Linked DNA regions of Homo sapiens: region 1 is linked to region 2. A link is a contact called in ENCODE Hi-C data. All regions are on one chromosome and are shown on one strand. Each heading gives the region's core, a stretch centred on a gene start or an enhancer-like site at or near the end of the contact. The rest is flanking DNA. Distances are from core to core; before and after follow the strand shown.

Region 1 (5,682 bases), core at 1,412-3,911, 1.5 Mb before region 2:
TGGTCCTCTCAAGCACCATCTTGAGGAGGGGTAAGAAAGCAGAACATTGCAGAAGGATAATACATTTAAAAGGCAAGGTAGCCTAGGACAGAAACATCATGTGCTGTGAATATCGCTAATTTTGCTTCCCCTACTCTCTGCTGAAAAGGATACAGAGCATTAGAACCCCTGCCACCATGCCAAGCCTTGCGAAAAGTAGGGTAGGAGAGGGAAGTTAAAAAAAAAAAAAAAAAAAGCAAGCAGTAACTAGGAAAAATGCTTGACTTGGAAAAACTGGGGCTTGCAAAGAACCTCCTTCTCCCCTCCTCACTGCCCCATTGAAAAACAGTCCTGACCTCACCACAGTCTTTAAGGGAAAGAAAACACAGGAAAAAACGGGGAGGAGGAAGGAACAGAACAAGTTGTAAGAAACATATTATTCTCATAACTTCACTCCCCATCACCTCTACCCAGTTTTGGCAGTACTTACCCACAGCCTCTGCCCTCACTCCCTTGCCCTCATCATCACAGCAGGATCATTCTGAAATTATTTAACTTTCCTGGGTATGTGACTTGCTCCAAGGCTGCAAAACTTAAATGCCAAATATGTACAAAGGTATTCTTTTACATTATTTTTCAACATAAATAACCCTAAGCACACTTGATTTCATGAATATGTTACATTCACATTACAGTGACATCAGGGGTTAAATAGGCTTCTGTGAGTTGGTCTAGGAAACCATAAGTTCTATTTGTAACACTGGATCAATTAGTTCTGCTCCAAGTTTAATCATTGGCTTCAAAGGAATAGTCTTGGATTTGCTTGACTAGGTTTTATGACCTTGAACTCAATCTTTTCTTTCTGGGCCTGTTTCTTCATTTTTTGCAATGACGATTTAGAGTAGTCATAATAAATTTACTGCCACTTCCTTTTGAGATGTGTTATACTGATATTCTGATTATTTAACTATAACACCTTGTTTCCATAGACTATAACTTTCATTTATGTAAGAAACATCTTTTACACATTCCTTGTATCTGGTAGAAGCTCATTCAATCTACAGACTGATTTAAGGGAAGGGAGGGGAGAAATATGCTAAAGACATTAAAATATGGAAGAATTTGATCAAACTCACATCATAAACTTGGATCAGAAGTCAGAACTAGATTTCTTAATTTATCTCCAGTATTTTCCATAGCTGAACCCCTCTCCTAGAGCCTTAACCACACACCCCCCCAGCCCTTTGTATATGTATCTCAAATATCCACCTATGTTAAAACTTGAGGCTGTATCTAGAACGTCTTCAACCCACCCCCCAAGATTTGATCTAACACGTAAATGCTTGCATGAGAGAAGTCTCCAGAACACTACCTTCTACTGAAATCAGTTAGGAGGAGATACACCCTCTGAATAAATTTGTGTAAGTCAGTCCATCCTAAGCCTTACTCTGTCTCTTCAAAGGGGAAGGAAACCAAGGGATATGTCATATGAAGGAATCCTCCAGATTTAAGCTTACCAATTTTGGCAGAGCCTAAAGCGCTAAGGCAAACAGTTAATAAAGGAGGAGGAAAAAAAGAGAGAATCGACTAGTTTCCTAGCGCTCAACTAAAAAAAAAAATGGGGTAGGGGTGGTGGCGGCGGGGGGAACAGGACTGTGAGACAGATTAAAAATAGGGAAAATGAAGCTTCTAGCTTTAAATGTTCCACCTTTCAACGCCACTTTTCAAAAGATCTATGGATTGATCTTGAGCCATCCAAATTCCTCTACAGCGTACCGGAAATGGAAGGGGTTAAACTTTTGCAGATGGATGCAAACAGGGGCGTATCTAAAAATCAAGGGTGGGGGTTTGGGATTCGTAGGGTACAGATGGGGGGAGGGAAGGGAAGCAAGGGAGGGAGAAGGTAGGGAAGGGAGGAGTCGCTATAGCCAGAATATGAATGAGGAAAAGAGAGTAAAACGCCGGTCGAAAGGAAAATAGGAGGGCAGGGGTGAAAATAGGGAGGGGGGGCAGGGAAGGAGGCCGGGAATGAGCGCTGGTCGAAAGCAGGTGGGGGAGGGGGCGACTGGAAGCGCAGCCCGGGACGAAGGATCAGGAGCGGGGGGCGACCAGAAGTGGAAAATCCACCCCTGCCCTCAGGTGCAGTTCGTACCTGTTGGTGTGGAAGCGGTGGAGCGGGTCGGTGCGATGGCAGGAGGACAGCTGGCAGCCGAAGTCGCTGATGTCCAGGCAGCCCGGCTCCTCGCTCGGGCAGGTGCCCACCCCGCGAGGAGGTCCCAGGAGTGGGAAGGGCTCCTCGGGGGTTAGAAACTTCTCGTAGGAAGTGATGGCCGAGGCCTCGTCGGACATGGTTGGAGATGGCCTGGCTCGGGCTCCCTCTCTGGCCCTGGGCTGCTCCCGCGCCCGCCCCTGCCCCCACTCTAACCTGTCCGCAGTCGCCGACGCTCCGGGGTGTGCCCGTCGCAGCTCACTGGCAGGCTGGGCGTCGCGGCCCGCTGCTGCTTGCCGGGGTGCGGGGCCGCGCGAAGAGGCTGCTCGAGGCCACAGCGGCCCACCGGCCACCCAGTTAGCGCCCCGGTGGCCTCTGCAGCTTCCGCCGCCGCCAGACTCAGCCCGTCAGCGCAGCGCCGCCGCCCGGCCCGGCCAGGCCCGCCCCGCCCACTGCGCTCGCCGCTTGCGACTGCAGCAGTCTGCCCGGCGCCCGCAAGGAGGGGAAGGGCGGCGGGAAGCCACTCCCCGTGCCCCCTGCTGGACCGGAGGAGGAACTGAACCTCCGCCCGCCGCGGCCCCAAGCGGCCCGCCCCGCCCTCTACGCATCGAATCAGGGATTCAGGCCGCTAGAAAGGCTAGGCGCCTCTGGCCAACCTCCTCCTCCGCTTTCTCACTCGTACTCGACTACTAAGCAGGAACCGCAGTCCCAGAAAAGGGACTTGGCCAAGGTCACACTGCGGGTGCGTGAGAAAACATCCAGATGCCCTGGTTCCCAGCGCACTCTTTCATTCTGTCCCAATTCAACAAGTATTTATTGAGCTCCTGCAGTGTGTGCCCAGCACCGTGCAATGAGGTGTAGGAGAAATCGTCCAAGCAGGGAAAATAGTCCCTTCCTCACCCTTGATCACCTAACTCCAAGAACCCTACGCTGCAGCCACTCGCCTACTCAGAGCTGCTGGACACGTCGTACTCTTTTGTGCTTTGCGCCTTTTGCTCATAGGCACCCTGCTTGGAATGCCCTGCCATTTCTCCCCTGCTAATCCTTCAAACTCCAGCTCAAACGTTATCTCCTCAGTGAAGCCTTCCCTGACTCCCAAAGGAGACTAAGGCACACCTGCTAATTTGCCCCCTCCCTCCCGTAGAAAATATATTATGGAGCTTAACTTGTTCAACTTGAATCAACTTGTTAGGTGTTATATAGTGTACTTTGCTGTTTATCTCATCTCTCTTCTCTATATTCTGGGCAAGTGATTCCTGTTCTTGGATGCGTAAGATTAAAAAAAAATAGAGGAAACCCCAAGATTACTAATTTCTTACTTTGCCCAAAGAAGACAATTTTTAAAACTACCTAATATTATTTTATAAAAGGAAGCACATTTTCATATAAGAGCATAATTCTTCAATAAAAGCAATTCTTTGCATTAACTATATTTATGAAGAAACTACATTGATCCTTCAGGAAAGCATAGAACTTAAATAGGCGGAAAGGAGGGGAAAAATGAAAGAAGGCAGGAGGAAGAAGAGAAAGAGGGCAGGAGAAGTGGGGGGTTGTCACTAAAACAAGCCCCATTCAGTATTAAACTCTGTGCCTTGCCCTACCAATGCAACTTATAGTGAAAACAGCTTCTCCAACGTGCCTTTAAAATGTATACATTATCTTGCTTCAGTTACTTGGTTGTTTGACTGTTGAGCATGCCGGCTTTCTTTCATTGAGATTGCAAGAAGGTGTGTTGCATTGTGTATGTGGCTTTCAAAATGAATCATTCATTAATATCTAATGAGGCTGACCAATTTAAAACTTGTGGAAGTGAGGCTGATGATGGTTTGTTCTATGGTCCCTAATGCACCAATCCCCAGGGGTCTGAGGCCAGTGAGGCTGAATGGGCCATGGCTTAGTCCCCAAAAACAAGAGACTTGATTATCCAAATGAAACAAGAGTCAAGTGCTGCATGATAATGCAGGCACTCAGGTAATAGCACCAGGAACTGTTAATAAGAAGCTAACGAAATAGTCTATTTTATTTTATTTTATTTTATATTTTTTTGAGACAGAGTCTTGCTCTGTCGCTCAGGCTAGAGTGTATTGGGGCGATCTTGGCTAACTGCAACCCCCACCTCCCGGGTTCAAGCTATTCTCCTGCCTCAGCCTCCTGAGTAGCTGGGATTACAGGCATGTGCCACGACACCTGGCTATTTTTTGTATTTTTAGTAGAGACGGGTTTTGCCATGTTTGCCAGGCTGGTTTCGAACTCCTGACCTCAAGTGATTGACCCAACTCAGTCTCCTAAAGTGCTGGGATTACAGGTGGAGCTACTGTGCCTGGTGGTCTAATTTAAATATATATACCTTTTACACATACTATAAGAGGTGGGTGTTTTTTTAAAGCGGAGTCTAATGAGAGAGTCTGTGAGGTTTCTACAAGTATGTGTTTTACTTTTGTGTTTAAGCATATTCTGAAGTATCTGTATGACCACATGATAACTAACTGCTGCCACATGATTAGGACATGTATTTGAGTTTATTTTCACAATGAATTAGCATAAGATAATACTACTTTAATTGTCATGATCCTGTGAGAAGACAAATGAGGTGCACCTCATACTTGGCATCTTCCTAAACAAATGAAGGGTTGCAGTAGTCTGAAGAGAATAAAGTGATGGGAAAGTGGAGTCAACCCCAAGACATACTTACAAGCCGAAGGCCAAGAGCATATGCTTGCCAGTCAGTAGTATGTTCACGTTTCTAGGGCAGTTTTGTTTCATCATATATACCACATTACACTGACTTTGTAAAAAAGTTTGTGCACAATTTGTAAATTTGCTTTGGTGTTACATTTGTACAAGAGCTTTATGAACATGTAGAATTTAATGTTTGTTTACATTTAAGAAATATTATAAAAAGAATTTACAGAAATGTTTGGGTGTGAGAGAATTTTTTTTAAAAAAAAAGAGGTCCCAGGCGAGGCACGGTGGCTTATGCCTGTAATCCCAGCACTTTGGGAGGCCGAGGCAGGCAGATCACCTGAGGTCAGGAGTTCAAGACCAGCCTGGCCAATATGGTGTAACACCATCTCTACTAAAAATACAAAAATTAGCTGGGCGTGGTGGTGCACACCTGTAGTCCCAGCTACTTTGGAGGCTGAGACAGGAGAGTCGCTTGAACCTGGCAGGTGGAGGTTGCAGTAAGTCTGGGCAACAGAGCAAGACTCCGTCTCAGGAAAAAAAAAAAAAAAAAAAGAGGTCCCTCCATATATTTCTCAGTGAGAAATACTGACATAGACACGGATAGCAGTACATAGAGTTGGTGCACTGTATGTATAATGTTTACTTAAATATATGGTAATAATGTATTAATACATCTTAACCAAGTTCTTAATCACTGGAGTTGATGACTGTTGGGCATCCTGCCTTCTTGTCTCACTTCGATTTGGTTTGTCCCTTGGGTGTACTTCACCTCAATGGATTTACCCAATTCATCTCTCCCTTCCATTCTC
Region 2 (6,525 bases), core at 77-2,576:
GTAAGACAGGAAATGAGGGGTGGCAGTAAAGCCCTTGGTAGAGAGACCAACGCTAAGGATAAGAATCCCCATATTATTGATATCTGTCTTTCAACATTCGGGGTTTTGCTGGTGGAATATTCTCGTTTTGTTTAGGCCCTGCTTCAAGGTTCTAGAGATAACAACTCCTTCTCTTGACGTCATACTCTTCTCATTACTCCCTTCTCCAATTCTGAGGATTCACCACTAGGTGCGCCACATCCCCTTGCTCTGCGCAGCAGAAAATGGGGGAAGGGCGCCACATATTCTAGAAAACAGGTCGTGAATTGGTACTTGTCAGTATGTCTCCCTCATCACCCCTACCTCCAAAGCTCACCCTTTCAAGCCCCCAGTTTAGGACGGTGGGGGAGGCAGATGGGGATGGAAGGTGGGGGAAGCGCCTGGAACACCATTAGAGAGGGGAAGATTAAGAGGTGCTCCTGGATGCCTGACCTGCTCTGGTCGCAGTCCCCCACCCCGATTCGGTTCTCCAGTGTTTGGCACCCACCCCACATCCCCACACACCTCCAGAAATCCAGGGAATATTCGTGCTCCTCCTTTATTTCAAGCCTCTCCTCTACAGATGCTCACTGTGTCCTGTCAGAATACGCCAGACCTACCGCGCAGACAGACTTTGACATCAACCTGGAGTCTGTGGGAAGGGACAGCACCCAGGACACGGGGCCCCACAGGCCCCTTTCCGGAATCAGGGCCCGGAGCAGCGAACGCGACCCACCTCCCACGGGCTAGGCACAGAGCTGGGACGCTGGCCCACGAGGGCCCCCCCAGGCGCCCCCCAACTGCCTCCCGGGCGCCCCCCAACACGGCTCCCGTTTGGCCATTTCTCCCGCAGGAGCCTCCCCCACAGCCGTCTCTCGGTACCGAAACCGTCGAGGGCTGCGCGCGGGCGCCTGCAAAGCTGGCTGGGAAGCGGTCAGCGCGGTTCTCCTCCAGACGATCTGACGGTGCCTCTGGAGCCAGCCCCTCAGCCCTTGGTCCGGCCTGGCCCGCACCAGTCACCGCCTCCCCATAGCCAGGGATCTCGGGCACTGCGCACCTCTCTCTAGCGCCCGGCTCCGAACGGATCGTCTCCTCGTTGCCAGGCTGTCAGGGTCCGGGGGGCAGGTTGCCAGCCGGTCCACCCTGGCGGACCACCCCCACACCACGGCCCCCCACCTCACGCACCCCTACTTGCCTTCAGAGGCCCAGAGCCCAGGTCATCGGCCTCCCCCTCCTCTCTTCAGCTCTCCTCTGGCTGCTCTTCAGTTGGATTCCCACCGCTTTCCCAGCGATCCGAATGGCAAAGACGAGTCCCGCCCCCCACGCCTCTGCACCAAACTGGGCAGGGGCTGCGCAGGATGCGGCAAGAACCGCTCTCCGCGAGGGTGTCGGGAAGGGGGGCGGAGGGATACGGCGCGAAAGTGCAGGACGCCCCCCCTCACAGAACCACCATAGTTCCGACCCAGAGGTGGGCGGGGCCAGGACGAGCCCCAGCCGGGGCCTGCGGGTTGGCACCAGGCTGCCTCAGGAGGACCCCGCGGACCCTAACGTGGCGACGACCACCACATTTCTGGCGCTGCTATAATATATGGCACCGGCGGGCGGCTGCGGGGCCGGGCGGAGGACAGGATCGCGAGGTCGCGAAGAGCCGCGCTGGAGGGAGCAGCGGATGGATACCAAACCGTCCCTTGGTGTGTCTGCACCCCCGCCCCAACCGCCCCCCTATAAGGACTGCTGGGTGTTTGCCCTCTCCCCCTCCCTAGTCTGCTCACCCTCCTTCCTGGATGTTAATGGGAGAGGGGGTGTCAGCACTGCAGTGTGGGAGGGGAGAGGCGATTTCAGTCCAGACAGGCCCGGGGTTCTAGGGTGGTCGTCCTGTGCGTTTCTTTCCCAGCTTCGTGGAGCCACGCAGGGGAGGAAGGTACACCTGCTCTTAAGTGAACTCCGGGGCAGGGGGCTCCCATCAAGGACTCACCACTGCCCCTCTTCTAAAAGAAGGTAGACCTAGACCTCTAACCCTAGGAAACCAACCACTGGTCTGCACCAGACTCATTTCTTTCTGCCACACCGCTGTTTCTCATTTCAAATGGTGGCTCACGTTGGCATTGCACCGTCCCCACAGTTGCCCCCAAAAGAGGACCTTTCCCTGTCAGGACCCGCAGGAGGTCATAACAGTCCTCTCTCTTTGATGCCGCCAGGTAGGGATGGTCCTGGCTTCTCTTCGGTTCCCTGTCAAGTCTTCTCTTGCCATGATATTTGGCAGTGTGGAAATGTGGCTGGTATCAAACCAGCTTGGATCTCCGCCACCTGCCACAACTACCTATTGTTTCAGCAGTCATTCTCAGGAGAGGATCCCACCGTGCACCCCCCTCCCCGAGACAAAGCAACCTGGCTCATTTGAATCCTCTTCTTTCACCCCCACATCCGTCCTCTACTCTTGAGCCCCTCCTTTCCCTGCTTCCTGCATGGGACAGACAGAGCAATGTGGTTAAACACCAAGTTGATGTTGTTACTGTTGTCCATTTGAAAACTCATTTAGACACTACCCTCATTGTGTTTGGCAGGTAACGGTCCCCTAAAGATGTCCATGTCCTGTTCTCCAGAACATGTACCATTTTATATTACCTGACAAAGGATCATTAAGATTGCTATTCAGCTGAGTTTAATTTAAGATTATTCTGGGTTATCTTGGCCAATGTAATTGCAAGGGTACTTTAGATGTGGAAGGCAGGGACTCCATGTCAGATTGAAGCAGCATAGAAAGTCTACACTGGTCATCGTTGGCTTTGAAGATGGAAGGAAGCCAAGATCCAAGAAATACAGGCTGTCTCCAGAACCTGGAAAAGACAAAGAAACAGATTCTTCCCTAGAAATGCCAGAGGGATAGCTCCTCTGGCAACATCTTGATTTTAGTGTGGTGAAGCCCTTTGAAGATTTCCAACCTTCCAGGACTGTAAGATAATAATAAATTGGTATTATTTTAAGCCATTCCATGTATGGTAACTGGTTACAGGGTAGCAGCACCAGACCTATCTGGTTTAACTTTTATATAACAAAGTTGTGCATTGTCTTTCAGTTGCCGGGGACCCTCAGATCATGTTACCTGAGCATCCTCAGATGAACCAAGCATGCAATCAGAGGGAGAATGTAAGTGTTTTGAATTAGGACCAGGGCTGAATTAAGAAGTGGACACTGGATGGCAGGATCCAGTCAGATCATGCCTCTCAGCATCACCTCATTGTAAGATCCAAAGCCATCAGGATATACCCTTAATACCCAATGCTTATGAAAACCTGACCCAGCCCCCATCTCAGGGAGACATTATTTTGGGAAGTATCCCTGGTGGTCTCATTACTTCGTTACAAGTAATAAATCCCCTTACTAAATCCTTGCTGTGATCATGGGGTTGATGTCAAACGACTGAACCCACCCACTGTGTTGGTTGGTAACAATAGCAGGAGTAGGAACAGAATACACTCACCATCCTGATGAATTCTATTCCCATTGCCTTTCTTTACCTGTGCTTCAGTCTCTGAGAAATATTTTAGGGCTCATCTCACCAATACAGCCACCAATCCCCTTTACTGTTTTATAATTATGTCCAAAATCACATTTGCACAAGCTTCTGTGGTAATTCTGCAGGTGCTAGGATCTTTATTCCAAGATATTTACTGACAGAGGAATGGTTCTACCAAAAGCTGACAAATTTTACTGTGTGAGACTTTAAAATGTGTGTTGGACAATTTGTTGTCAGTACTCTTAGAAAACATGGTCTTGTATTGGTTAGTATGTATTGAAGTGATAAAGGCCCTACTTTAAGCTTTTCATATGTTAGCTTTGTATGGGTATGTATCAAATAGATTATTATTTTTAAAACCTTTGAGCAAATAAAAGATTGAAATAAGATACTCTGACTGCTAAGCACTATTTATTTCCTCCTATAATTGATTCTAGTTCAATAAATTGCAACAGTCATCTTTCTACTCCTCAGTGCCTACACTAGCACCTGTGTAACCCTGACTTACCACTGAAATCTAAATGTCAGAGCCAAATAATCCATAAGCATTAAGTCCATGATACAGATGCAACTGTGCTCACTCATCATACTCACTGTTTTCTTCCAAATCCCACCCACCACCCCCAAGCATGCTCATGAACTTGCACACCAGCCTATCACTTGCCTGTTCTCCTCTTGTCTGTCTCAATCACCATGGTCATGGACTTGTTTTTGCCTATTTAGTTTTACTTGCCTCTATACTGTCCTTTATGGGCCTCAAGCAAAGCTTCCTTCTGAGACTTCTCTTTTGGTCGAGGCTGAGCCAAACCCTGTGTTTTCTTATAATGTATCCCCTTCTTCTATCTCAAAGTTTCAAAGGTTGTACACAGAAATTAAAGTCCCCTGTAGTCAGGAATAACTAGGCTGAGGTTGGTCTGGTGAACTATATGGTGAAATTGGCCCAACAGATGTCTATTTTCAGTGTAGCCTGAAAATGCTATGGGAAAGATCTCAGCCTGTCTCTACTTCTTGAGACAGGGTACATTTGCAGAACTGGTGGGGAGGCCTGGCCCAAGAATATTTTCAGGTCATATTTGGGGTGGGGTCTACTTCAAGAGAATTAATCTTGAAGAAAAACCAAGTCACGCACAAGGACCCTAGCCCATGAACAATGCCTTGCCATTAGGGAAGTATAGATATTCTAATAGCAACACTGAAATTATTATAGAACTCCTATTTGTGCCTATTCCAACACAAACCCTCAACTGTATATCTGTCATAGCAAAGGCAGGTTTATACATATCCAGGAAATAACTGTCTTTAAGTAAACTCTGTAATGCTCCAGTGTAAGGAACCCATTAATAAAGCATAACCTAAAGAGAGGAAAATATCCTCCTTTCTAACATGGATTTAAACTTTTGACTACTACTCAGATCTGACATCATGAAAACCCTGTGTATAGGTGGAGTTAGGAAATTAGAGAGAACAGTTAATTAGAGGACATTAAATGCCTGGCAATACAGCTTAGAATGGCAGCAACAACTGGAAGAATCACAGGAAAACCCCAAAAATTCAGGACATAGGAAATACCCCTTGAGGATTTTTAGAACTATAGGAGCTGGCAAGGAGAGCTAATTAGCTTTACAGGGAGAAGAAAACCTGAATTTCCACAATGTCAATAAATATTAGAAATTAATGGAATGTCAAATTGCTTTCTATAATAGAAAAAATAATGAGAAAACTACACTACCTTTTGTTGTTGTTTCTCATTAACTAACCATCACTTCCTGCCTCATCATGATAGGGCCTCACCACAGCCTGCATCCAGCCAGCAAATGAGAAAAAGGAGAATAGAAGTAGTTGATTTCCTTCTTAAAATCCATGGTGAGGAAATGCTCACATCATTTCCACTCACATTCCATTGATGGGACTTGATATGGTTTGACTGTGTCCCCACCCAAGTCTCAACTCGAATTGTAACTCCCAGAATTCCCACATGTTGTGAGAGGGACCCAGGGGGAGGTAATTGAATCATGGGGGCCAGTCTTTCCAGTGCTATTCTCATGATAGTGAATAAGTCTCACAAAATCTGATGGGTTTATCAGGGGGTTCTATTTTTGCTTCTTCCTCATTTTTATATTGTCACTGCCATGTAAGAAGTGCCTTTTACCTCCTGCCATGATTCTGAGGCCTCCCCAGCCATGTGGAACTGTAAGTCCAATTAAACCTCTTTTTCTTCCCAGTCTCGGGTATGTCTTTATCAGCAGCGTGAAAACAAACTAATACAGTAAATTGGTACCGGTAGAGTGGGGTGTTGCTCAAAAGACACCCCAAAATATGGAAGCGACTTTGAAACTGGGTAACAGGCAGAGGTTGGAACAGGGCTCAGAAGAAGACAGGAAAATGTGGGAAAGTTTGGAACTTCCTAGACACTTGTTGAATGGCTTTGCCCAAAATGTTGATAGTGATATGGAAAATAAAATTCAGGCTGAGGTGGTCTCAGATGGAGATGAGGGACTTGTTGGGAACTGGAGCAAAGGTGACGCTTGTTATGTTTTGGCAAAGAGACTGGCAGCATTTTGCCCCTGCCCTAGAGATTTGTAGAACTTTGAACTTCAGAGAGATGATTTAAGGTATCTGGCAGAAGAAATTTCTAAGCAGCAAAGCATTCAAGAGGTAACTTGGATGCTGTTAAAGGCATTCAGTTTTATAAGAGAAGCAGAGCATAAAAGTTTGGAAAATTTGCAGGCTGACTATGCGATAAGAAAGAAAAACCCATTTTATGGGAAGAAATTCAAGCCAGCTGCAGAAATTTGCATAAGTAGCAAGCAGCCTAATGTTAATCCCCAAGACCATGGGAAAAATGTCTCCAGGCCATGTCGGAGAACTTCCCAGTAGTCCCTCCCATCACAGGCCTGGAGGCCCAGGAGGAAAAGTGTTCTTGTGGGCTGGGCACAAGGCCCCCATGCTGTGTGCAGCCTGGGCACTTGGTGCCCTGTGTCCCAGCTGCT

Evidence for each region. A loop is a pair of places that touch in the nucleus more often than their neighbours do. Pooled maps may share reads with other maps.
Region 1: a loop to region 2 is called in a pooled map, with 5 times the contacts of the local background. The contact joins the promoter of FAM199X here to the promoter of GPRASP1 in region 2. A Hi-C loop is called at or near these places in 7 of 50 pooled maps.

What each region holds. Positions count from the first base shown.
Region 1 is chrX:104,163,432-104,169,113 of GRCh38, reverse strand. FAM199X (family with sequence similarity 199, X-linked) reads right to left here and starts at 2,661. Exons shown (of 6, transcript NM_207318.4): 1 at 2,132-2,661. The coding sequence starts at 2,328. RefSeq lists an enhancer at 2,319-2,819 and a silencer at 2,384-2,873.
Region 2 is chrX:102,646,284-102,652,808 of GRCh38, reverse strand. GPRASP1 (G protein-coupled receptor associated sorting protein 1) reads right to left here and starts at 1,326. Exons shown (of 6, transcript NM_001184727.2): 1 at 1,214-1,326; 2 at 1,076-1,122; 3 at 544-634. The region is part of intron 4 of ARMCX5-GPRASP2 (ARMCX5-GPRASP2 readthrough); the gene reads right to left.